Regions from separate parts of the Homo sapiens genome. Here region 1 is linked to region 2. A link is a loop called in an ENCODE intact Hi-C map of the cell type or tissue named here. Cell type or tissue: ascending aorta. All regions are shown on one strand. Each heading gives the region's core, and the rest is flanking DNA. Links, peaks and the distances in the headings are about the cores only.

Region 1 (12,047 bases), core at 1,591-9,590, 220 kb before region 2:
CCTGGGGACCCCAGAGAGCCCACAGGGCTTTTCCCACTGCTTCCTCTACCCCTGTATTTCACTTGGCTCTCTAAGTTGACTCAGCTCCAAGTAAGGTTAAATCCTTCTCCCCTGATCTAGACCTTCAGCTTCCCCAGTGAGGGTGTGTGTTCAGGGACAGATAATCCCACTTTTCCACTGTCACAGCTTAGACACTCACAATACGTGGGCTGTCTCCCAGATCCCGCAGGAGCAATCCGATTCCTTCAGAGGGTCTGTGGGCTCTCTTGGCTTTCCTGGTATATTCCTGCAGTAGTCGTTTTGGAGCAAAAGTTGATGATCCAAGTCTCCACACCCTGCTCTGTCCATCGGAGCTGGAACTGCAAGCTAGTTCTGCCTCCTATCCTGTGTTCTTTTAATTTCTATTAGATTAATAGTATCCAGTCTTTTTTCTTTTCTAATGAATGCATTTAGGGCTATAAATTTTGTTCTACGTATTACTGTAACAGCATTCCACAAGTGTGGATGTATGGCATTTTTATTATCATTCAGCCTATAATATAGTCTTTTTTATTATGATTTCTTCTTTGGATCATGACTTATTTGCAAATATGCTTTAAAACATCCAAATGTATAACTTCATTCAATTTTTTTACTTGAACAATATATAGTGGAGAGAGAACATGGCCTGCATGATCCCATTTTGTTAATATTTGTTGAATTGTATTTTATGACCTAATATGTGATTATTATAACTGTTGCATTTGTACTTGAAAAGAATATGCATTATTAATTTTTAGGTATAACATTCTATATGTCATTAGATATAAATTCTTAATTTGTATTTTAAAAATCCATACACTTACTTTGTTACACTGTAAGGGTAGACTTATAAACCTCTCCTTGTAATTCCGTCAAATTTTGTTTTATGTATTTTGAGGCCATATTTTTAGGGGTATCTAAGTTTATAAATTTTTCCTAGTGAATTCTAGTTCTTTTACCATTTTAAAATAATCCTTTTAGACCTGACTAATGCTTTTTTTACTTTAAGGCCTTTTTTGTGTTTTAATATAGTTAATAACCTTTCTTTTCATCAATCTTTGTCTGGCACATCTATTTCTCCACTTTTACTTTACACCTTTCTGTTTTCCATATTGTTTAAGAATTGGTCTTGCTAAAAGCATAAAGTCATTTTTTTCTTTATTTAATCTATCAGTCTCTGGTTTTATTCAGAAAACTCAATTTGTTTACATTTTTTGTAGTTAACTAACCTATTTGGAATTGTTTCTGCCATCTTAATTTGTGCTTTCTATCTTTCTAGCTTTTTACTTCTTTTCCTATCTTCTATAGCAGGGATTGGCAAATTACACCCTTCAGGCCAAATCCAGTTCATTTGCTATTTTTATAAACTAAGTTGAATTGGAGTGCACCACCATGCTCATTTGTTTAAATCTTCTCTATGGTTTCTCTTGCACTACAATAGCAGAGTTGAATAGATACAATAGAGACCATATGGCACACAAAGCCAAAAGTATGTACTATCTGGCCATTTACAGAAAACATTTGCCGCCTTGTTCAATAGGATTAAAGAGTTTCTTTTCTCATTTTTCCTTTACTGTTTTGAAAATTACAAATTCTACTTTTATCACGCTCCCCAACTCCCAGCAGTCATGATTAAAATTTTAACATGTGTACTCAGCATTCCAAGATCTCAAGTTAACTCAATTGTTCATGGGATCATTCAATGATTTTGGAATTCTAGATTATTATCCTCCCACGTTACATATTACTAGGGGATTGGGTCACTCTCCTCCCAACTTACATGATACTTAATCCAGTATTTCAGGTCCTACGTGTTTTTATACATGTGAAATGTCATTGCTATTATTGTTGTCATCCATTGTCAATCCTGTTCCAATTTATCCATATGTTTACTAATTTATTTGCTCACCATTCTGCTTTCGGTTCACTTCTTCATTCTGGATTCAGTTTTCTCCAGATAAAGTGCATTCCTGGAAGTTCTTTAGCTGGGACTCTGTTAGTTATAAATTCCCTAATGCTTTGTTTTTCATCCTTTCTCCCTAATTCTTGTATGACAGTTTAGTTAGGTAGAAAATTCTATTTTCTCTCAACACTTTGAAGATATAATTCCACTATCCTTTGGTCATCATTGAGAAGTGGCAGCCAAATTAATTGTCATTCCTTCATAGGACATCTTACATTTCTGGCTACTGTTAAGGTATTATCTTTGTACTTGGCATTCTTACATAGCTTACTCTAATCTATCCAGGGATGCATTTCCTTATGTCTACCCTAATATTTAGGACTACATTTTCCTTGAATCTGAGAGCTCAGAACTGTTCTCCATTTTGAAAATTCTCAGTCACCATCTCTTTCAATATTGACTCACTCTCATTCTCTCCTTTCTCTCCATCTATAACTCCTATTGTGCTTCTATTAGACCTTCTTGTCCTATTCTCCATATCTATTAATCTTGCTTCCAAATTGTCTCTTTATTTCCATGTGCTCACAGTGATTTTCCACTTAACTAATTCTCCTTTTAGTTATGTCTAATTTGCTTTTTAACCTAACCATTAAAGACTTAGTTAAATTTCAATCACTATATTTTTATTCCTATATATTTCCTTCTGTTCTTTTCAAATCTTCCCTGTCTTTTGTCTTCCCTTGGTGGCAGCTTGCTGTTTTCTCTTTTTTTTTTAATTTTCCATTGTGTCTTTAATTCTATCTCATAATCTTTATTTTGATAATATTGTTGCCTGAAGCTCTTAGGAATTTAATCCCACTGTTTGTTATATCTTTGAACTTGCTCAGAGTTTATTTTTCTCCCTTGGATTGGCACTTTTGGATTGTGAGCTCATCTTCATTGCAGTTTTTCTGTAGGAATGCTTTGTGTACATCCACAGAGATTTTGTGTTTTCTCCTGCCAGGTGCTCCAGGGTTAATTTTATCTAAATTGCTCAGATTGGGGGCTCCATGTCACTCAGATAGTATAAATTCACACCCCAAATACACCTGAGGATAGCCACTACATACAAATTCTCAAGGACAACCATTTTCTCCTACTCAGAATCAGGCCAAGGTTGACAGGCTTTCTGTTATTTCCCTGTGCCAATGGCTGGATTGTTCTTCTGGTCCACCTTTTCATTGGAAGTGTAATTCTTCAAAGGCAGAAGACAACTCTTGTATAGGAAACTCAGTTCTAATTTCCAGCCTCTTATGGGCTCAAAGATTCATTTCCTATTTCTGCATGGCCATTAAAATCCAAAAATTCATTAGTTAAAAAGACATACAAAGTAACCTCAACTCCCACCTTTGCCATCCCATGCCTTCCCCCAGCATAGCCCTAGCATCGGTTATCTTATATTTCTGGTTTCTGTTTCCTCTTTGGTTTGGGCCTCCACAAGGGATTTCCCTTATCTTTTCAAGAGCAATGTTTATTATACTGCTGTATTTTAGCCAACATCCCTAGACATTTTATATCAAGATGTTTCTCAGGCTATCTGGTTCATCAGACTGCTGAAAACTGAGGTTTAAAATAAACATTTACAATAAACTATTTCATACATTATAAATCCAACTCTAACATCCAGCTTAACTCATCCCTAGTTTATTCATGAAAATGTGTGACTTCGGGAAAGGGCTTCCGGCATTGCAAGGAACATTTCTCATCCCATTCCCTGGCTCCTGTGCCCCAGTCTTGCCACTGAGATTTTCTATAGTTTTAATTCCTGAAAAAGAGATGGGTATATGGGAGAAATAATCTCTTTATGCCTGTCAGTGGCCATCTGAGATGCCAAAAATAATAATGAGGAAATAGAACAGCTAACGAGGTAGCCGTCTCTCAAATCTTTCACAGTGCTAGAATTTGCCCTTTGGAGCATTTTCAAAACACCAGAGAGGTTAGTGCCTGTGGAAGCACTCACTGTCTTCTAATAAAAGTTCTTTCCAATACCTTCGTCAAAACAGTCATTTGTAAATCAGCCAATATTTTTACAGCTCAAAGAGCATTTTCATGCCACTTATCTTATGAAAGTTGAGTGTCCACCTCTGACGAGTGAAAAAAAAATATATGAGACTGAGGCGATTAAGCAAGTTGCTTGCCCTGGTCATTGTTATGTAGTCAGCAGAACTAGAACTTTACTATTTTTAGCAGAAAACACTGTTCATAAATTCTTATAAGGGTAGGTGCCAGAATTTGCTCTCCTGCTGCTACACTGTCCCAGACACTACCTATAGGAGCTTAACCAACATTAAAAGTTAAATTAAACAGCTCTTAAAATCTTGTCTTAAAATGGTAGTTGTGCAATTTCTGAGTGATGCTAGCCAAGGGTGGATTCCCCAGAGCTTGGAAGTAAACCAGAAAAGAACAATGAGATGTCCAGGCATCGGGAAGTGGGTCCTAGAAGGTGAGGCCTGGAGAAATTGGACATTGCATAGTCTGGGGCAACGTGCTGGGGTCCAGCACTGTCTGTGGCTGGCTCCTGTGTCAAAGGCTGCTGGGGGTGCAGCAAGAGGGACATGGAGAGCCCGTGTGACTCACCCTGCCTTTCATCTGCATTTGCTCTCTTGGCAAGAGTGATTTTCATTGTACCATAAGCTCAGTGTTACCAAACCCATTTGGAGTGATGCACTGACTGAAACTGCTCCTCAAGGAGAAAGGACTAACACCGGCTTCCAAACGGAGGCTTTGCTATGTGAGTCTTGGCTTCTTGGCTTTCCCCATGAAGAACTTCCTGTCGGCCCACAGACAGCAAGTGAGCTGCGGGAAAGCGCTGGCTGCTAGCCTCCTCCTTCCGCACTGGACCAGGGGCAGGGGCTCCTCTCAGAGACCAACCAGAGCAAAGCAGCTTGCAGGGCAAGGCCCAAAGGAGGATCAGAGGCCCAAAGGAGGAGCAGAACCCAGAAGCAGAAGTCAGACCACGGGCGGGTAGGGACAGGTGAGCTGGGGATAGAACCACTGATCTGAGGCCCGAGGGGCAGTAACCACGTGGGCCTGATCCAGGAGGGTCCCTAGAACCGGCGCTGTGGTTGCTGGCTGGTTTTCCTTGGAGGCTGGGGCACGATGCAAGAGCAGTGAGTCTGAGTCTAACATGTTAGGGATGGGCAGGCAGCCCCAAGATTGCAGCACGGAGTGGCCAGAACATACCCCTGGAGGTGCCTGTGCAACCCTTCTCCACAGTGGGGTAGCGCACAGCCTGCTCTCCACTGAACGGGACTCCTCCTTATTCCTTCCTACACTAATTCACCTGTCTTCCCACCCTCCATGGGGTAAGCGCTGGGGGCACGGTGCTGGGTGCTGGGTGCTGGGGACAGGTGTGGGCTGGGCTCTGAGTTAGGACGAGCCACTGTCCCATTTGAGAGTCTCCAGCCCCATCATGTTCAATCCCAGCTCAGCGGATTTTCACACCCAAATCACTGCCTCCTGCCCCCAAATCTGGAACTACCAGTTTAAAAAAAAAAAAAAAAAAAAAAAGTCTGTGAGATGGACGTGGCACTGAGGAGGGGAAGTAAGCCAGGAACCACACAGGGGACCAGGCGGGCGCCAGGCCCACCCAGTATCGCCACCCGGGGACGGCTTTAGCCACCCGAGCCTCCAGCGTGGGGGGAGCGTTCATTCTCTGAGGTCGTCATGAGGCTCAAAGGGAAGTGAACATACAGTGTTCTCAAGGTGTTACATTTCTAAAGTCATCTCAAGAGACAGCCAAGCAGAAGGCGAGAGGAAGGAAAAGGCGGTGTCCACACCTGCCGATGGACTCGGGGAAACGTGGACCCTCCGCGGTGTCCCAGGGACCCCAAGCTCCATGTTCCCCAGCAAGGCCTGGGTGACACCACCTCTATTTGGGCCAAGGTGAGACCACTATGGTGGGACCACTCCCGCAGCCCCTGGGACAGGACGGGACGCCCCAACAGGGAGCCCCTCCCCACCCACGTCCCGCCACCTCCTCCCAGCTTCCCAGCGCCCTCCCCAGCATCTGGCGGCCTGCGGAGCCTCCCACTCCGAGGAGGTCTCCTCCATGGACTCCAGGCAGAGGAGGACGCTGTCCTGCATGCATCGCTCCCTTCAATGTCCCATGCCCAGGAGGCTGCGCCACATTCTTGGCAGGCGGGGCCTGCCTCATCCTGCTTTGCTGTACATGTGGGCCCCATTTGCAGGGGGCACCGCGCTGGGGTGGAGGAGATCCAGAGGGGTGGCTGTGGGACTGGCCTTAAACACTTCCACCTGAGAATGTGGAGGGAACACCCCCCAAGGCGATGAAAGGGACCAGAGAGCAGGACGCTACGCACCAGGAAAAGAGGAGTGGAGAAGCCCCCAGTGTGAGAAGGCAGGAGGGGGTCCTGCGGAGGCCGTCAGTGCCGCTGCTGAGCCTCGAGACCCCCAGCAGGAGGCATGTGGGGGACAGGAGAGCAGTGGGGTGCAGGGCCAGCCCACTGCACCTTCTTGCCACTCAGGGCTGGCAGCTACCAGGCTACCCCAAGGAGGCCAACCCCCAGGCTCTCATCGTGGCTGCTGCCCCAGCATCCGTGGCAGCCCATCGCTACAGCATTGGTGGGGACATCTGCAGGCTCTGCCAGCCTGGAGCCCTGCCCTGCAGCTGGTGAGGCACCCCCACAAGGTGCCAGAGACCACCTGGTCCAACCATCACTTCCCACACAAACAAACCAAGATGCAGGTGTTTAGTTAGGCATCAACTAGCTTGGGTTAGTATCCGTTGCCTCCGGCAGCTCTTCCTTTCCTGGTCTGAGGGGCTCCAGTGAGGGCTCCAAACAGCCCAGAGTCTTATTACTTGTATTTGAAAACAAATGCACAAAGCCGCGGGAAGGGCAAAGCCCTCCCAGCACTGGCTGTGCCTAGTCCCTGCAATCTGACCTCACTGCTCCAATGCCATTAGCTCCAGAACAACCCCTCTTCTCCAGCAGCAAGGACTTCAGGACTCCCGGGCAGACCCACGCGGGGCAGCACCCCTGCAGATCCAAGCCTCATGCACTCTCTTCCACACCTGGGCCCCTGAGGCTCCTCCACGGACTGCTGCGTTTCCTATTTCTTCCAAGACAAAATGGACCCATTCACCTTTTTCCCTCATGTCCCTCTCTCCCTTCTCCTCCCTGGTCCCACTAAAAGTGTGAGCTTCCAATGCTTCCTGGGTTTGAAAAGTTTCACATGATATCAGTACACAGAGACAGTTCATTTTGGTATTTGGGCTCTTGTCAAGGTTAAAAACCAAAAAATGGATTGACCCATCACTAGACAAAATCAGAATAGTCAAAGAGGTGACGTCATGGGGGAAATTCCTAACTCACGCATGCGCCATGGTCTGTCTCCTGGTCTTTGTCATTCACACGTTTTAGATGAGCATTTATTTACTATGCCCATAATCTGTGCTGGGCACCGTGGGCCCAGAGATCCCTGAGGCACAGACCCTGTCTCCAAACGCAGGAAAACACAGAGATCGTGAGAAAGAATTGCAGCTTTCGTGGCAGAGTACACGGCACGCCTGTGTGGGGGTAGGCAAGGGCCTCTGAGCCAGGACAGGGTAGAAGGGACAGTGGAGGGTCAGGAACACCTTCCAGAGGGGCTCACAGGGAAGGAGAGGGAGGGAATGACCAGGGGAGAAACAGAAAGGAACAAGGCCAACTCCAAAGGCCAGAGCCCCTGGACACAGCGGGGCACAGGAGGCAGACAGGCAGAGCCAGGGATGGGGGATCCCACGGGGAACTGAGAGCGGGCACAGGGTTCAAGCACAGGCATGGCAGAATGTGCTGTGCATTGTTTCAAGGTCCTCTCGGTGGCTGCATAAGGAATGGACTGACTCAGAGTGACAGGGTGACCCAGAGACCCAAGAAAAGCGGCAGCAGGAGAACAACCTGTGGCACTTAAGATGCCCAGAGCCATCCTGCGTGCTTTGCAAACATGAGCCCATGAAATGCTTGCCACCACGCAGTGGGGTGGGCACTGACATTGCCCCGATTTACAGAAAAGGCATCTGGGACACAGAGAAGTTGGCCTGCCGAGGTCTGGGAGTGACCCCGAAAATGGAGCAGGGCCTGAAACCAGGCAGTGGTGAAGGGGTAGGAAGACAAATTTGGTACAGAAACACTTAGGACTCAGTGCCCAACCAGGGGCAGGAATCTGGGAGAGGTCTGGGATGACCCCCAGGTCCCTGGTTGGGGTAACTGGAAGAGCTCAGGGCTGTAGGGAGAAGAGTCTATTTAAAGGGGAATGGAGGGGTCCCACTGGGGGCGGGACAATTTGGGAACATTAGTGGGATGTTGGGGGAGGATTAGATCTATAAGTCATGGACACCCAGGTCAGCCCCAAAGGGTAAATGTGTGGGGTGAGTAGAGAGCTAAGAAGCCACAGGAGACCCCACATCACTGAGTCCTCCTGCCTGATGGCCCCTCCAGGCCTTGGGACAACCTGCCCTAGGATTCCTGATTCCCAGTTGAGGGGAGAGAGGCCTGGGGAGAGGCAGAGCTCTTAGAGCCCGGGAGGACATTCTTGCTTCAAGGCTCAAGTAGGGGGATGAGAAGGAGGACCCTTGGCCGAGAAATTTCATGCAGTAAGGAGGGCTCAGAGTGGCTTATGCGGGAAAGAGGAAGTTCAAGAGCACCATAAAGGGTTAGAATTTCAGAGAGGAAAAGAACCTCTTAACACTTCCAATAGGTGATTTTCTCTTAAAAAAAAAAAAAAGAAAGAAAGAAAAAGTTTAAGAAGAAACTTTACAAAGGGAAAACGTAATGTTCAACCTCTGGGCAAATTCTAGCGGAAAAAGGGAGAGAGAGGGGTGGGTGGGAGGCTAACACAATTTATGGGCCCTCAGAGCCGCGCCAGCTTGAGGTGGCGGAGCCTCTTGGCCCGGGGCCTGCCTGCTGACTTGAGCTTTGAAAAACAACTTCCTGTCAATAAATGTGAACAAAAGTTTGGACCCATCTTCAAAGTGATGAGTTATGCTGAAAGTATGTTCCTGCAAACGGGGGGAATGGATTGTTCCTGGCGCTTTGGCATTCAAGAGAGTTTATAAATAACCACTCAGCTCTGCTCGGGTTATGCCTGCTGGGAGTGCCCAGTGCCAGCAAGCAGAGGGAGACCTGGGGAGCGGGGCAGCACTCCCTGGTAGGGCTGGCACAAAGTGCCCAGAGAAGCGCAAGTCACGTCTTGGCGTGGGAGTAGGGGGCTTCCCCAAGCCTCTGTTCAGGGCTGGGCAACCGGGGACCCCCTGGACCAGCTCTTCCATTTGCATTTTGGAGGGAAAAAAGGAAGGAATGGATTCTACATGTGGTTTCCATCGGCCCAGAAAAGTAAAAACATGTGTCAGCGTTTCTAGCAGAAATGGTCCTTGTTATTTTAATGAGAAAGACCATAATTAGGGACAACAGTGAAAAAGAAGCCATGGGTCCCCTTTGTGCCCTCCCCTCAACCGATGGGGAGCAGTCGCCCCAATGAACAGTCCTCCTGCCCTTAACCTGCTCCACCAGCACGGGAGGAAGGGAGAAAGCTGGGGACAGGCAAGTCCTCCAGCTCCAACAGTTCCATTCTCAGGGCTGAAGGTGCCGCCCAAGCAGCTCATTTGTCAGCGTTTAAACATCATTACAACGTTAACGGCCTCTCTGATGCCAAAGAGTTGGCTTTGCACGCCTATAAATTAGAGTACATCAAACCAGAGTTTATTGAGTCTTGGCCAATCAGAAGTAAAACTTCCATAACTTTTTACAATTCTCTACATTCTTCCAATTATATTAAAATATTTATTTGCACCCTGCATGATATATATAAACGTTTTATTAAGAACATTTGAAACCTGGTTCTTTAAACAGAAAAAAGATCCACTCCATGCTGGCAGAGGTCCGGCCAGTATGTGCTGTGTCCAGTTGGTTTCATGGAGGGAAACAGCTCTGATTGGATTTTCGAGGGATTAGCAAGAAGGAGTGGCAGAGCACGAAGCTGGCTCCCAATTCATGGCTGCGCCTCCCTTAGCAAATCCCCTGCATTTGGTCGTGACACCAATGAGGAGCAGGTCCCTGTTTTGTCTCTGCCTGGGCTGGCCTGTCTGGAACAGTCTTCTAGGGTCACAGTGCACGTCTGCCTCTGGGCAGCTGCCTGACCCAGGCCTCCACGAGAGCAGGGAAGAGGCACAGAGACGTTCCATGATGGCTGGGTGAAGAAGCAGGCAGTCGGGGTGAGTTAGGTTAAAACCCAAAGCCCCTTCTGCCCGGCCCTTTCCTGGCTGTGTGCTGTGGGGCCTGGACTCCCCCTCTCTGAAGCTCAGTTTCCTGTCTCTAAAGTGGGTGTCACAATGACAGCCGCCACCATTCCTCCACTACCACAAGAATCATAGGTGGTGACCTGCCTCATATTCCCGAAACGTCTCTGCGCGGCAACATCCTCCTTTGAGCCTCGTCTCATCCCATCGTTGCCTCCTCCTGAAGGTCCTTCTGCTGCTGACACATCAAGTGCATGGGGACATCCGTAGCACGTGGCCAGCCAGGAGGACACTGAGGCCTGCCTGAGGCCCTATCTGTGGGTGTGATCATAACGCCACCAAGAACAGCTCTTGTGCTTACAGGGTGCTAAGTCCTGACCATCTCAGGACATCCTTCACACTGCCCTACAAGGTAGGGACTCTCGCTGCAGATGAGGGAGGTATCTCTCAGTGGGGTAAAGGGTTTGGCCAAGGCGGTACAGGTCGCCCTCAGGCTGGCCAGCGCGTAGCACTCCACAGCCACAGCAGACAGCATCACAATGAACTACTCAGGAGCAGGAGGGCAGGCTCAGGTCCCAGGAAGAGGAGTGTGGCCACAAGCAAGATTACCCGCCTGGCCTGGAAGGGACAACCGAGCAGAATTTGAAATAAGCAGCAGGGAAGAGATTCTGGTTTCTGTGGGGCCCTCATCAGAAACCCCATAGGGCCCTTCACCAGAAACCCTCTGCCTGCAGAGACCACCTGCAGATGGGGGCCTCAGCTGCCTGCAGTTGCCCAGGGCATGGAAGCACAAAGCTCATTTCTGTTACCACATCACTAACTGTAGGATTGGACCTCAACATGCATACTGGTTCTGGCACAAAAGGAGCTGATTTCTTGTTCTTGCAACTGTCCCAGGCAGGGGTTCCTGCTCAGCAGATGGTGCCTCTCCTAGAAGTAATTCAGGGACCAGCCACCTTCCATCCTAGGCCTCCATCACAGCCCTTGGGCCTCGCTGTGGTGTGCACCCCCAGCAGTCAGAAAAGAGGGAGACTGGGAGCACATCTCTGTGGCTGCAGGCGTCACTTTCTGCTGTTCTCTTGTCTACACTTTCTGTGTTTTGTTGGACAATCCAGTCGTCAGGCCGTGCCCACCTGTCATGTTGGATGGGAAATGTAGTCCAGCAGTATGTCCAGAGAGAAGGGAGAAATGATTTTGGTAAACAACCAACCATCTCCACTGCAGGTGATGCAGGCAAACCCAAAAACGGGGGCTCAGCCTGAGTTGGTTCTTGGCTTCATTCAGGGAAGAATTCAAGAGCAAGCCAACAGTGAAAGAAAGCAAGTTTATATAGCGTAGTGAACAGCAAGATGGCTGCTTCATTGGCAGAGCAGGGCTATCCCACAGGCAGAGGGGCCCAGAGTAGCACTTGTGGGTTGCTGGCTGGCTCTATTTATACCCACTCTTAATTATATGCTAAATAAGGGGTGGGTTATTCACAAACTTTCTGGAAGAGGGGTAGACTTTATCCAGTCTATCACTGATGGGCACTTGGGTTGGTTCCAAGTCTTTGCTATTGTAAATAGTGCTGCAATAAACATAGGTGTGCATGTGTCTTTATAGTAGAATGATTTATCGGAAATCCTTTGGGTATATACCCAGTAATGGGATGGCTGGGTCAAATGGTATTTCTGGTTCTAGATCCTTGAGGAATTGCCCCACTGTCTTTCACAATGGTTGAACTAATTTACGCTCAAGACTAGTGGGAAGAATTTCAACTGAGGTAGGAGACGTGACTGAGAGACCAAGGAGAGGAGAAGGGATGCGATGGCTAAGAATGGAGCCACAGAACTGGTGAAATCAGAGCTA
Region 2 (12,047 bases), core at 2,683-10,682:
GGCTAACTGCCCAGACCGGGGCCCAACAGATCTGGGGTAGCTCCTACCTTTGGGACTTACTGTCTGTATCATCTTGGACTAGGTAACTTTTGTGCCTCATTTTCCTAACCTAGCAAATGGGTGTAACGCCTGTCTCATCTGTAGGTGACTGTATTAAATAAAACATGCAATTCCTTAGTCATGGTAAGTGCTCTATAAATGTTAGCTGTTAGAATAATTATATTGTCTATAATGAATAATTATTAATGGTAAATTTCTATAGGAGAAAAAATGCATACAGAGCAAAATATCATTAAATGTTAGCTACTTTTACAGATAAACGTGAATGGCCTTGGAAGATGAATGAGAAACCCTCTTAGAATTATGTGTTAAGCCAGCGTAAGTGAGCTTGGCATGAGCCCCAATGGGTCACTGTGGTCAAGGCAAAAGATCAGAACACAAAACAGAGAAATCTTCAAACTGGCCTTTCTGATGGACCTTAAAATGGTCTGAAAATTGATTTTATGAGTTGGGTTATTCTTGTCATACCCAACTAAACCAGAGATAGGGTTGAGGGGAAAAAGCACTCAGGGCATCTGCTTCAAGAGTTAAATTTTGGCCGGGCTCAGTGGCTCACGCTTGTAATCCCAGCACTTTAGGAGGCCCAGGTGGGCAGATCACCTGAGGTCAGGAGTTCAAGACCAGCCTGGTCAACATGGTGAAACCCCGTCTCTACTAAAAATACAAAAATTAGCCAGGCATGGTGGCGCACACCTGTAGTCCCAGCTACTTGGGAGGCTGAGGCAGGAGAATCGCTTGAACCTGGGAGGCGGAGGTTGCAGTGAGCCAAAATCACACCACTGCACGCTAGCCTGGGAGACAGAGTGAGACTCTGTCACAAAAATAAAAATAAAAAAATGTTTAAGAGTTATATTTTTCAGAAGCCCAGTTGCTGACACAGCCTGCTGTAACTCTAAGACCAGTTTTACCTAGAAGCCACTGAAACAACCCTCTGTGACTCTAAGACCGGCTTTACCTACCACTGTCACTCACCAATCCCAGCTTGCCAGCTCCCCAAAACTTTTCTAGTGCCAATGAGTTTTCTTCCAAGACAATACGTAACCTTTCTCTTTCTGATAAAACTCCCAACCTGCTCTGTTCTTCAGACATACCGAAGACCATCTGGTCTGCATGTATACCCCAAATTGTAATTCTTTCTTCCCGAATAAAATGTTTTAAATTTCAAGATTTGTCTCTATATTTTATTTGACTTCGACAAGGGAAATATTTATTGAAATCACCTGTTCACTGAAGGGTGACAGACTATCCCACCCAAAAATATGCTACTTTGGCAGGAGCATTATTTTGAGCTAAAGGCACTTAAAAAACAGCGGTGCAAGAAGGCCAGTCTGACTTCCCCCTTTCTTCTTAAAAGCAGGTGATGAAACTCCCATGTAGGAGATGCCCTCCTTGCACCAAAAGGAAAGAAACATTCTCATCACCAGAGGTGGGTTTGAGGCCAAAAGAATACTGTACAAACAGACTTAGCAGTCCACGGAAAAACTGGCTTTCACGAAACCAGTCCCTGGTAGCAAAAAGGTTGGGGACCACTGTTGTAGAATATCTAAATAGGGTCATGGTACCCACCCTTGTTCCTGACTGTAGTAGAAATATCTCCAGCCACTCACTATTACATACGATGTTGACTGTTGACACAGGTGTTTTCTCTCTCTCATGAAAAAGAAGTAGTTTTCTATTCCTAGTTCATTACAGGTTTTCAGTATAATGGATATTGAATTTTACATGAGTCATTTATTTTTAAGAGAAAGTACACTGACTAGTGATTTTATCCGGTTCAGGAATAATTTCTTGGTTAAATGTAAGGTAAGTAGTCAACACTTAAACGATGCTACAGGCCAGGCGCAGCGGTTCACGCCTGTAATCCCAGCACTTTGGGAGGCCGAGGCGGGCGGATCACGAGGTCAGGAGATCGAGACCATCCTGGCTAACACGGTGAAACCCCTGTCTCTACTAAAAATACAAAAAATTAGCCGGGCGTGGTGGCAGGCACCTGTAGTCCCAGCTACTCGGGAGGCTGAGGCAGGAGAATGGCATGAACCCGGGAGGCGGAGATTGCAGTGAGCCGAGATCGCACCATTGCACTCCAGCCTGGGGGACAGAGCGAGAGTCCATCTCAAAAAAAAATAAAGAAAGAAAGAAAAATAAAAAGCTACAACTGACTTGAATTTCTTAACTGAAATGACTGACTCTTCCCTGGCCATGGCTACATGAAGAAGGAAAAAATACTGGAGAAACTACTAAGGGAACTAGTCACAAATACATTTATCTATTAGGAAACAGAGTTTCGATCCTAGAATATATTCTATCTCACTTTTGATTATATAATAAAATACATGCTTTAGGAAAAAATTACTAGCAATTCTTAACCTTTTGTTCAAATTTCTTCATCTTTGCTGAAATGAAATCTCTAAACTCCATTCTAGCCATAGAGTTTTAGGATTCTGTAATCCTTTTTAAAGGACATCAGGCCAGGCGTGGTGGCTCACGCCTGTAATCCCAGCACTTTGGGAGGCTGAGGCGGGCAGATCACAAGGTCAGGAGCTCAAGACCAGCCTGGCCAACATGGTAAAACGTATTTAAAAAAAAAATACAAAAAAAAAAAAAAAAAATTAGCCAGGCGGGGTGGCATGCATCTGTAATCCCAGCTACTCCAGAGGCTGAGGCAGGAGAATTACTTAAACCCAGGAGGCAGAGGTTGCAGTAAGCCAAGATCACACCACTGCACCCCAGCCTGGCCAACAGAGCAAGACTCCATATATATATATATACATACATACATACATACATACATACATACATACATACATACATCAGGTTGATTCTGGACAGATTAGAAAAGGAGAAACCAGACTAGCAAACAAGTGTAAAACAGAACAAAAGATCAGAGGCAACTGTTGTCAGCCGTGGGCGGAGGCAGCATACAAGTGAGAGCCCCGAGACAAGGGACACTCAGGAGGCCAGCCCACGAGTGCCCCAGATCTTGTGTGGGGATGACAGCCTGACCAGGGCACAGAGCTGAGTCTACATGGAGGAGCATGAGGGTGCCACTGAGCCAAGGAGGATGCATCCAGATGGGGGGGGCCCTGCAAGACCACAGCTGAATCAGAGAACAAGCCAGTGGACAAAATGTAGTAGAAAACTAACAAATAGTCAACCCCAAAGACGGCAGTAAATAAGCAAAAGAGGAACAAAAACCATAAGGGGAGATATGTGAAACAAGGAGCAAGATGACAGACTTAAGCCTCCCTATATCAACAACTGCACTAAGTGTAAACGGACTAAATTAGAACACCATGCAAAGAATAACAACAGGAATTCACAAAAAGAGAAATGCAACTAGCACAAACAAAAAGTTATTCACCTCAATTTGCAACATGAAAAGTAATAAAACGGGTTTAGCTCCTAGCAAGGAATCCAAAATCAATTAAGATGTCCAGTGTTTGCTAGAATGAGGAAATGAACACATTCAGGTATGGGACAGAAAGATGTTGACAATCTAGACGACCCAAGATTCTACTTCTGAGATTTACCTTAGGAAACGTTAGAGAGGTGCTAAAAAATACGTGGGCAAGATTTTTCATCTCAGCATTTCTAATTATAGCAAAAGCCTGTAAGCACACCAGCACCAAAGTCAGCAGGGGCCTAGGGAAACGCCACGGTGTATCTGTGCAGTGGGACAGTGAGCATTCACCTGTTGGATGATGACTGACAGACTCAATGCAGATTGTTCATTAATAGGTAGTTTCCAAAGGCCTATGCTGGACAGCACCACTATGTGCAGCCACACACTCACAGCACTTACTGAGCACCTACTGTGTGCCAGGGCCCGGGCCCACTGCCCTTGGGACTCTCACAATCTAGTCAGAAAAGAGACCCGCAAGTTTGATTCAAGTTGCCGAGACACCAAGGAGATGGGGGAATGGAAGAGGAGCCCCACACAGTCTGGGTGGTAGGAGACTGCCTGGAGGGCAGCCTACAGCAGGTGGGCCTATAGTGGGTGAGTATTCCAGACAAAGGGGAGAGCTGGGTGCAGACTTCCTCAGAGGTGAAAACCACCAGCAGGTTCCGGAAGCCAAGGGAAGGCTGCAGGCTGGAGGACAGTGTGTAGAGACAGGCAGGGAGGTGGCTGGAGCCCGAGAGTGGTGAGGATTTCGGACTTGATCCTATGGGCGATAAAAAGCCAACAAAGGGATTTCAGGAGCACAGAAACCTAATGAGATCAAAGTTTTAATAAAAACACGTGGCTTCCAACTTGGGGGAGAGAGAGAGGAGGCAACGAGGCTCTTGTGACCAACCGTCCAGGGAACTGATGAAGGCAGGAGAGGGTGGCAGCAGGACTAGAGAGAAGCATGCAGGCTTCTTGCTTTATGAGAGATGGAGGGGCAGGGAGGGAGGGGTGGGACTCTCTTGAGCAACTTGGGGGACAGTGATGCCCTATGCTGAGCCAGCAAAGGAGGTCTGTCTGGGAGGAAGCTGGTGACACTCGACTGTGAGCTGCTGAGCCTCAGACATCTATGGGGTGCCAAGGGAAGACGTGCCGCTCCCAGGAAAAGGCCTGCCTGGAGGCAGACATCCACATGTCCCTCATCCTCCCCGACCTGCTGATCTGAACACACCATTTCACTGCCTCCAGATGCAAATGACAACTTAAGCTGCTATATAAAGTTCTTCTGTTGCAATGTTTCCTTTACAATCGTGAAATTTTTCTGGATTCTTTCAACATTTAATGTTGCAAAAGTTTGTGGTCAATCTGATTTTTGTTCTTTTATCAGCTTTTTTGGCTGGGTCCTTTGCAGAGCTCTTTTCTTATCCTTGACAGTCAACGATTCCACCAGGATGTGTCTCAGTATCATATTGGTACTTTTTAGCTGACACTCAGGGAGTGCCTTCCTGTCTGCATACTCAGGTCTTCCATGCAGGAGAACCACTGTGGCATCTGTTTCGCCTGTTTTCGTATCCTCCTTATGAATGCCAACCATCACACCCGGGCTCTCTGTCCCCTTTCTGTCATCTCCTCTCTCACATGTCCCCATGGCTTTGGTGTTTCCTCCTTCATATTCTGGAAAGGCTTCTCAAGTTTGCCCCAAACATCACTGGTTGCTTATTCTGTTGTGTCGATTCTGCTTCTTTACGGCTTCAGGTAAATACTTTGTTCCTCTGATCACATCCGTGTGCTTCTGTAACAGTCCCTCCTTGACTCAGCGCGCTCCTCTTCCCCATCTGTGGCTTCCTACCCGCCAGCCCCTTTCCTTCTCAGCCTGTCTTCATGTCATTTTTTTGCTTTTCGCTTAATCATTGGCATTTTTTAAATTCGTAGAGCATGATGAACATATTTACAGAAGTATCCCACCCCATGCCCACGATGAGCTTTCCTCAAAGGTCCCCGTCAGTTCTGCTCACGTGAGGTGCTTCATGAACCCTCTCTCTGCTCACTACCTGTAACAGTGGTGCAAATGAATGTTTATACCCATTTTCGAGGATCCCATCAGGGACAAGTGCAGGGCAGTGGCCCATCAGGGTGGTGTCTACAAGGGAACTTTGGTCCATCTCTCTTCAGTGACTGGAGGAGCCCCTGGCCAGCATCCTTCCACACAGTGCTGCTTGCAGGCACAGGACTGGCCCCCACCTTCCCGGCCTCCAGCGTGGTGGCAAGCCTGCCTGAACCTGGGAGTTCCTCAGGGCCCACTTCCAAATGCCACTGAGCCACAGCAGGGAACAAGAATCAAAGAGCACCCCACCCGCCACCCATGCCTATGGCCCCCTCCAAGGGTGTCAGTGGGGTTCAGTGGGCCCTACAGGCCCTCCTCGAATCCAGCCCCATCTGCAAGTCCCAAAGAAACTTTTCTAAAGTTTCTGGAATGCGGGTGCAACCCTCACTGGTTTTTGCCCCATTTTTATGTTCCATTCATTTCACTGGGATTCTGAGAGGGGGAAGATAAACTTGGGTTCAAGCTACCCTAGCTGACCCAGGAGTTCCATGGAAACAGAATTCTGAAAAAAAAAAAAATAAATAAATAAATAATTAAAAAAAAAAAAACCCAAGCATCCTACCCAAATCCCGTCATTGTGGCAAGAAAAATAGTTGCTATTCTGTAAATAGGACAGATGAAGCCTTTTGAGAGTATCCTCAGGAAACCAAAACAAATGAGTCAGACTCAATAGAGATCTGGAAAAACTGGTTTCAAGCACTCAAAAGAACTTAAGTCTCTATGGAAGATATTCCCAGGAAGGATCCTTGCTCTCCATCTTTGTTTTATGGCTACAGCACTCACATTTAAACATTGACTCACACACCTTCATGAAAATGAAGGTTGCTAACATGCTTTTACCTCATTTTCTTGCATTCTTCTAATCACTTTACAACAGTGTTTCTGTTATTTTGATTTTTCAGGAGTTCAAAGACAAAAAGGTGTGATGCAGGCATTTCCTTTAAAATATTGTTGGGGTCATCTCACCTTGGGGCCGGGGGTGAATCACAGGTAACTGAGGCTGCTCAGGGTGAGGCTGAGCTCAGGAAGAGCAGGATCTGCTTCTTCCACAACAGCCTGGAAACAAGCCTCCAAGTCCATCCACATGCTCGAGAAGAAGATGCTGTGAGTGGCCGGGCTGGGCCACTGGGTCGGGCAGCAGTGCATGTTTCCTATCGGTTAGGGGGATACTGCAAGATCTGCCTCAACTGCAGAGCTTCCTGTTCAAATTAGCCAAATCCAAGAGGACACCCCCACCACTCAGGGACCCGGGGGAGAGGACCTTCCCTTCCTGGGCATGAAGACACCATATTTTCTGGGTTTAACAGGATCAGTCGTTGTGCACAGGAACCAAAGGGCCCAGGTAAGCAGCTTCTCCACGTGGCTCCTGCAGGGCTCAGAGAGGCCCTCTGAGAAGCTGGAAGGCACCGTAGGGATCCAGCTGCATACGAAGTCACCTGGGGAGCAATTTTACACCCAGCGCCAGCACCTGCCCAGAGACTGATCCTAATTGAGAGGGGAGGGGCCTGGGCACCAGCATTTCAGAAACACTCTCTGAATGGTTCTAATACGTAGACGTCTCTGAGCAGATGAACCTCTAAGCAAATTTCAAAGGACATAAGGTTGTAAAGTTCACTTTCTCTACATTTTAGAATCCCTTTCCATCTCATAGGCAGCAGCAGCAAAAGAATCTAAGTTTTAAAATGGACTTTAAAATTGTCTTTCTCCATCAATGCTGGAAATGGCCAGTGAGGTGATTATTCAATTATTTTGTTTTTTATTTCCACCTCTGTACTAACTAATTGGATTTGCTATTTTAAATGTCTTACTAAAATATTAATCATTTTCTATTGAGCCTATTGCTACAGTATTTCCTTATCATTCTGGCTCCAGTGTTATTATTACACATTTTGCCTTCTAAATTCTTAACATATTTAATCACTCCAAAAATACCAGCTATAAAAGGTAGTTACTGGGCAACAAGAGACCCACTGAACTGAATGGCTGGCATGTGAGCGGGGGAGGAAACCACCGTCTAAACCTGCAGCAGGAAGTGGCCATGAGGTCAGAGGTCCTCGGCAGAAAACACGTGTCACAGAATTAATTATGAATAGAAGAAGTGAGTCTAAGGACTGGATGAGCAAAGGAAAATTCACATACAGGATGGTCAAGTTCCAAATACCCAAGTGATGGCACCACGCTGCCGCCTTCACACGAGCAGGTGTCTGTGGCTGCCAAGGCAGACAGAATAAGGAGTTCTGCTGAAGCTGGCACTCCTCACTCTTCCCTCCACCAGCATCCTGACAGCCAGCTGCATGGTCTCAGTCAGTCGCATGGTCTCAGTCAGTGACCAATGCTGTGAGGATAGCAGAGCCCGGGTCAGAGATGGTGAGTGTGCGGCTGAGGCCCCACACAGCTAGGTGGACAGGAAAGGCCTCTCTGAAGAGGAGACTCGTGGGCAGGGACTTAAATGGGGTGGGGGTTGTCCGGCCCGAGAGACCAGCAGCCTCCAGGTAACCTTGGACTGCAAGAAAACAGGCCCCCAGTGACACACAGACGACCAAAGAGTGAGTCGACAGGAAACAAGGAGAACAAGTCTGGGGTTCCGCTGAGCACCTGACACAGGGCGGCTGCATCAGCATCAGCGCCAGGCTGCCTGAGGTGGGGACCGAACGCTGAGTCCCACAGAGGGCACCAAAGAAGGACTGGACCCTCCCTCTGGGGCCTTTCTACTCCTGACCCACCTCCCCTGAAGGCAAGAGCAGAAGCAACCTGGTACTGGTCAGCAAAGACTGACCGCAAAACCACTTGAGTGCCTCATGGTATTGGGTTTGCAAGTGATGGTAAGAGGCTTCTGACCCAGCAGCCTGGGGCCTGGGGGGGGGTCCCGGCTTCAGATCAAACTGCGAAGAAAGTGCCCAGCCTCAAAGTTCCCTTAACCCAGATCACCCATCAGACTTAAACTGTTCTAGGGCCCAGGAAAAAACGCAGGGTCCCAAATTAATTTTATAAAATGGACATAACCTTGATTCTAAAACCTAAACACAAACTCTCTCTCTCTCTCTCTCAAACTCCAGGCCAATTCCACTTTAATATAGAGATGAAGTTCTATTTTTAAATGTCAGCAAATTAAATATAGTTTTATATTGGGTAAATAATAGATGATGGCCAGGCAAAGGTTATTTGAGGTGTGTAAGAACTGTTCAACATTAGGAAGTCTATTAATATAGGAACATCTCAACAGCTGCCAAAAAGACAGTTGTTAACCTTGTCATTCGTTTCTGACTGAATGCCGAGAACAGTGCCTAGCACATGGCAGGTGCCAGATGGCTGGTGAATGAATGAATGCTAACTTTTAAAACATGATAATTTATAGTCATAAAACAAGTTTCCATTAGATTCTTAAAAGGCTAAATAAAAACTAGTAACTTAGGTGTCCAACTTAATAAATTTAAAAAGAAAAATAGTAGAGAAGGAAGAAAATTTAAATAAAACTGGAGATATCAATGAAAAGAAAAACAAAGATTAAAAAGAGAACAACAAAGCCAAAAGCCAGTGGTTTAGACAGACAGACAAATTTCTGGAAAAATATATTTAAAAAAAGAAAAATGCCTAAGTAAGTAATATTGGTTAAAACAAACAAACAAAAAACAAACAAACAAACAAAAACTAAACTAAACTAAACTACATCCAGAGCAAATATTAAAGAGTTCTAGCAAGAGCTTTTTTCCAATAAGCTTGAAAATTTTCAAAAAACTGACAGTCAAAATGGACTCGAAAACACATTTTAAAAAGCCTGAATACTCTCATAATTAATACAAAAATGAAAACAATGGTTTAAGTATTTCCCACAAAGAAACACCAAGCTCAGGTGGTTTTACATGTGAAGCTGTCAAATTGTCAAGAAATACATTCCAATCATATACAATCTCTTCCAGAACAGATAAAAACAAAGAATATCCTCAATTCATTCTTGACCTTGGTACTAAAAAAAATAAGGATCATACAAGAAAAACAAAATTATGGGTCCATTTCATTCATGAATATAAATGGAAAAATACTAATTAGCAACTAGACTCTTAACAGTGGATTAAAAATAATAATAATATACCATAATTGATTTGATCCAAGGAATGTAAAGACTGTTTCATATTAGAAAAGCTACAATCATATAGTGAATTAAGGAATATAATAGAATCATCTCAATCGACCCAGAAAAAGCATTTAGTAAAATTTAACACGCATTAATAACCAAGCCCCACAGTGGGGGGGGAACCTACAAAAACTTAGCCAGGCAGAGTGGCACTCGCCTGCAGTCCCAGCTACTTGGGAGGAGGAAGGATCACCTGAGCCTAGGAAAGCAAGGCTGCAGTGAGCCATGATTGCACCACTGCACTCCAGCCTGGGTGACAGGGAGGCCCTGTCTCAAAAAAAAAAAAAAAAAAAAAAAGAAAATCAGGAAGGAAGGAAACGAGGTTACCCACAATCACCATTACTATTCCTACTCTAGCAGAGGGCCTAGCCACAGAAATGCAACAGTAAGAGGGAATTAAATGCCTAAGACTGGAAAGAAGGAAATGAAGCCATCAGGACTTTCAGATGACACAGACAATGGTGCGGAGCTTGGGCTAAAGGCATGGACTCTGGGTGCGATTGCCTGGGCTTGAATCACTCCTCTGCCACTCACCACTCATACGGCCCCGGACACGTTCCTTAACCTCCAAATGCCCCAGTTTCAAAATGGGTAACAACAGTGCCCGAGTCTCACTATGACCTATGTTATTAGCTGTCTTAGAACAGAGCCTGCACACCGTGCCCTATTAGGTGTTTGCTGCTATTACAGCGAAGAAAACAGAAAAGACTCAACAGACACGTTTAAAGCAAACAGTTTTAAATGAAGCTGGTTATAAGTCAACAGCATTACTATCTACCAGCAATCAACAACTAGAAAACAATTTTAAATAAATATACAGTATTTATAATAGCAGATAAACTATAAATACCCACATATAAATCTAACAAAAGATACGAACAACCTTAACAAATCAAATTATAAACATTCACTAAAAGACTTTAAAGCAAGTCTAAATAAATGGAGAGATAGTTTTGTTCATAAATACTCCAACTGAAATCCCAAGAGGGTTTTTCACGGCACTCAATAAGCAGGTTATAATATGTAGATGGAAGTGGACAAGACCAATAATTGCCAAAACATAGCTGAAGAAGAGGCATAAGGCGGCAGGGGCTTTGCTACCAGACACAAGGCCTTGTTCTGAAGCTACAGTCATTACAGCAGGGTGGTATCAGTGCGGGCCAGTGGAGCAGTATAAACTACAGCCTGTGGACCGGCCCACCACCTGGATTTCTCTATAGCCCATGAGCTAAGAATGATTTTTTATTTATAAATAGTTGAAAAACCCAGTTAAAGGATAATATTTTGCAGCACATGAAAGTTATACAAAATTCACGTTTCAGTGTCCATAAATAAATAAAGCCCTATTGGAAACCAGCCACGCTCATGCATTTATATATTGCCTGTGGTTGCTTTTACACTACAATAACAAAGTTGAGTAGTGGCAACAGAGATTACATGGTTCTCATGGCTGAAAATATTTACTACCTGACCTTTTACGGAAAAAGTTTGCTAACCTCTGGGGCAGAGAACACAGAAAGAGTTCCACGCATATGGAACTTTCATATTCAGCAGAGACAGCATTGCAGATCAATGGGGAAAGGAGGAAAACTTGGTTATCCATATGAGGAGAGAAAAAAACTACACTTCTGTCCCACAGAATACAGGAAAATCAACTCCAGGTGGATTAAGCATGTACATGTCAAAACAAAGCTTTACTTTTTTAAAAAGAGTAAATATCTTTCTGACCTTGGAATACAGAAGGATTTCTTAACCGACTCGCCAAAAGCATTAACCATAAGAGAAAAGATTGAAAAGTTTGATTAAAATTAAAAATGTCTTTAAAATGTCATTGAAAGACACCATAAAGAAAGTGAAGATGAACTCAGCTCTGGACCAAGCAGAACTAATAGACATCTACAGAATTCTATACCACAAATCAACAGATATACATTCTTCTCAGCACCACATCGCACTTATTCCAAAATTGACCACATAATTGGTAGTAAAACACTCCTCAGCAAATGTAAAAGAACAGAAATCACGACAAGCTGTCTCTCAGACCATAGTGCAATCAAATTAGAACTCAGGATTAAGAAACTCACTCAAAACCGAACAACTACATGGAAACTGAACAACCTGCTCCTGAATGACTACTGGGTACATAACAAAATGAAGGCAGAAATAAAGATGTTCTTTGAAACCAATGAGAACAAAGACACAACATACCGGAATCTCTGGGACACATTTAAAGCAGTGTGTAGAGGGAAATTTATAGCACTAAATGCCCACAAGAAAAAGCAGGAAAGATTTAAAATCAACACCCTAACATCACAATTAAAAGAATGAGAGAAGCAAGAGCAAACAAATTCAAAAGCTAGAAGGAG

What was found. A loop is a pair of places that touch in the nucleus more often than their neighbours do. Peaks named below come from ENCODE experiments on the same cell type or tissue, not always from the same donor. Only the 100,000 strongest peaks of a DNase experiment are listed, where the experiment ranks them.
Region 1: it touches region 2 in a loop (3-fold over the local background); 8 of 110 quality-filtered maps call a loop at or near these places.

Annotation. Positions count from the first base shown.
Region 1 is chr2:238,594,227-238,606,273 of GRCh38, reverse strand. No RefSeq gene overlaps it. Among named protein-coding and RNA genes, the nearest start is that of LINC01107, 45 kb to the right of the region's middle. RefSeq lists an enhancer at 5,923-6,438. In ascending aorta, for the core only: no CTCF peak of the experiment used is centred there; DNase peaks (open chromatin) are centred at 4,693 and 8,993; H3K4me3 peaks cover 598 bases; H3K27ac peaks cover 4,101 bases.
Region 2 is chr2:238,375,162-238,387,208 of GRCh38, reverse strand. The region is part of intron 15 of TRAF3IP1 (TRAF3 interacting protein 1); the gene reads right to left. Among named protein-coding and RNA genes, the nearest start is that of ASB1, 46 kb to the left of the region's middle. RefSeq lists an enhancer at 2,953-3,072. In ascending aorta, for the core only: no CTCF peak of the experiment used is centred there; DNase peaks (open chromatin) are centred at 7,568 and 7,940; H3K27ac peaks cover 2,144 bases.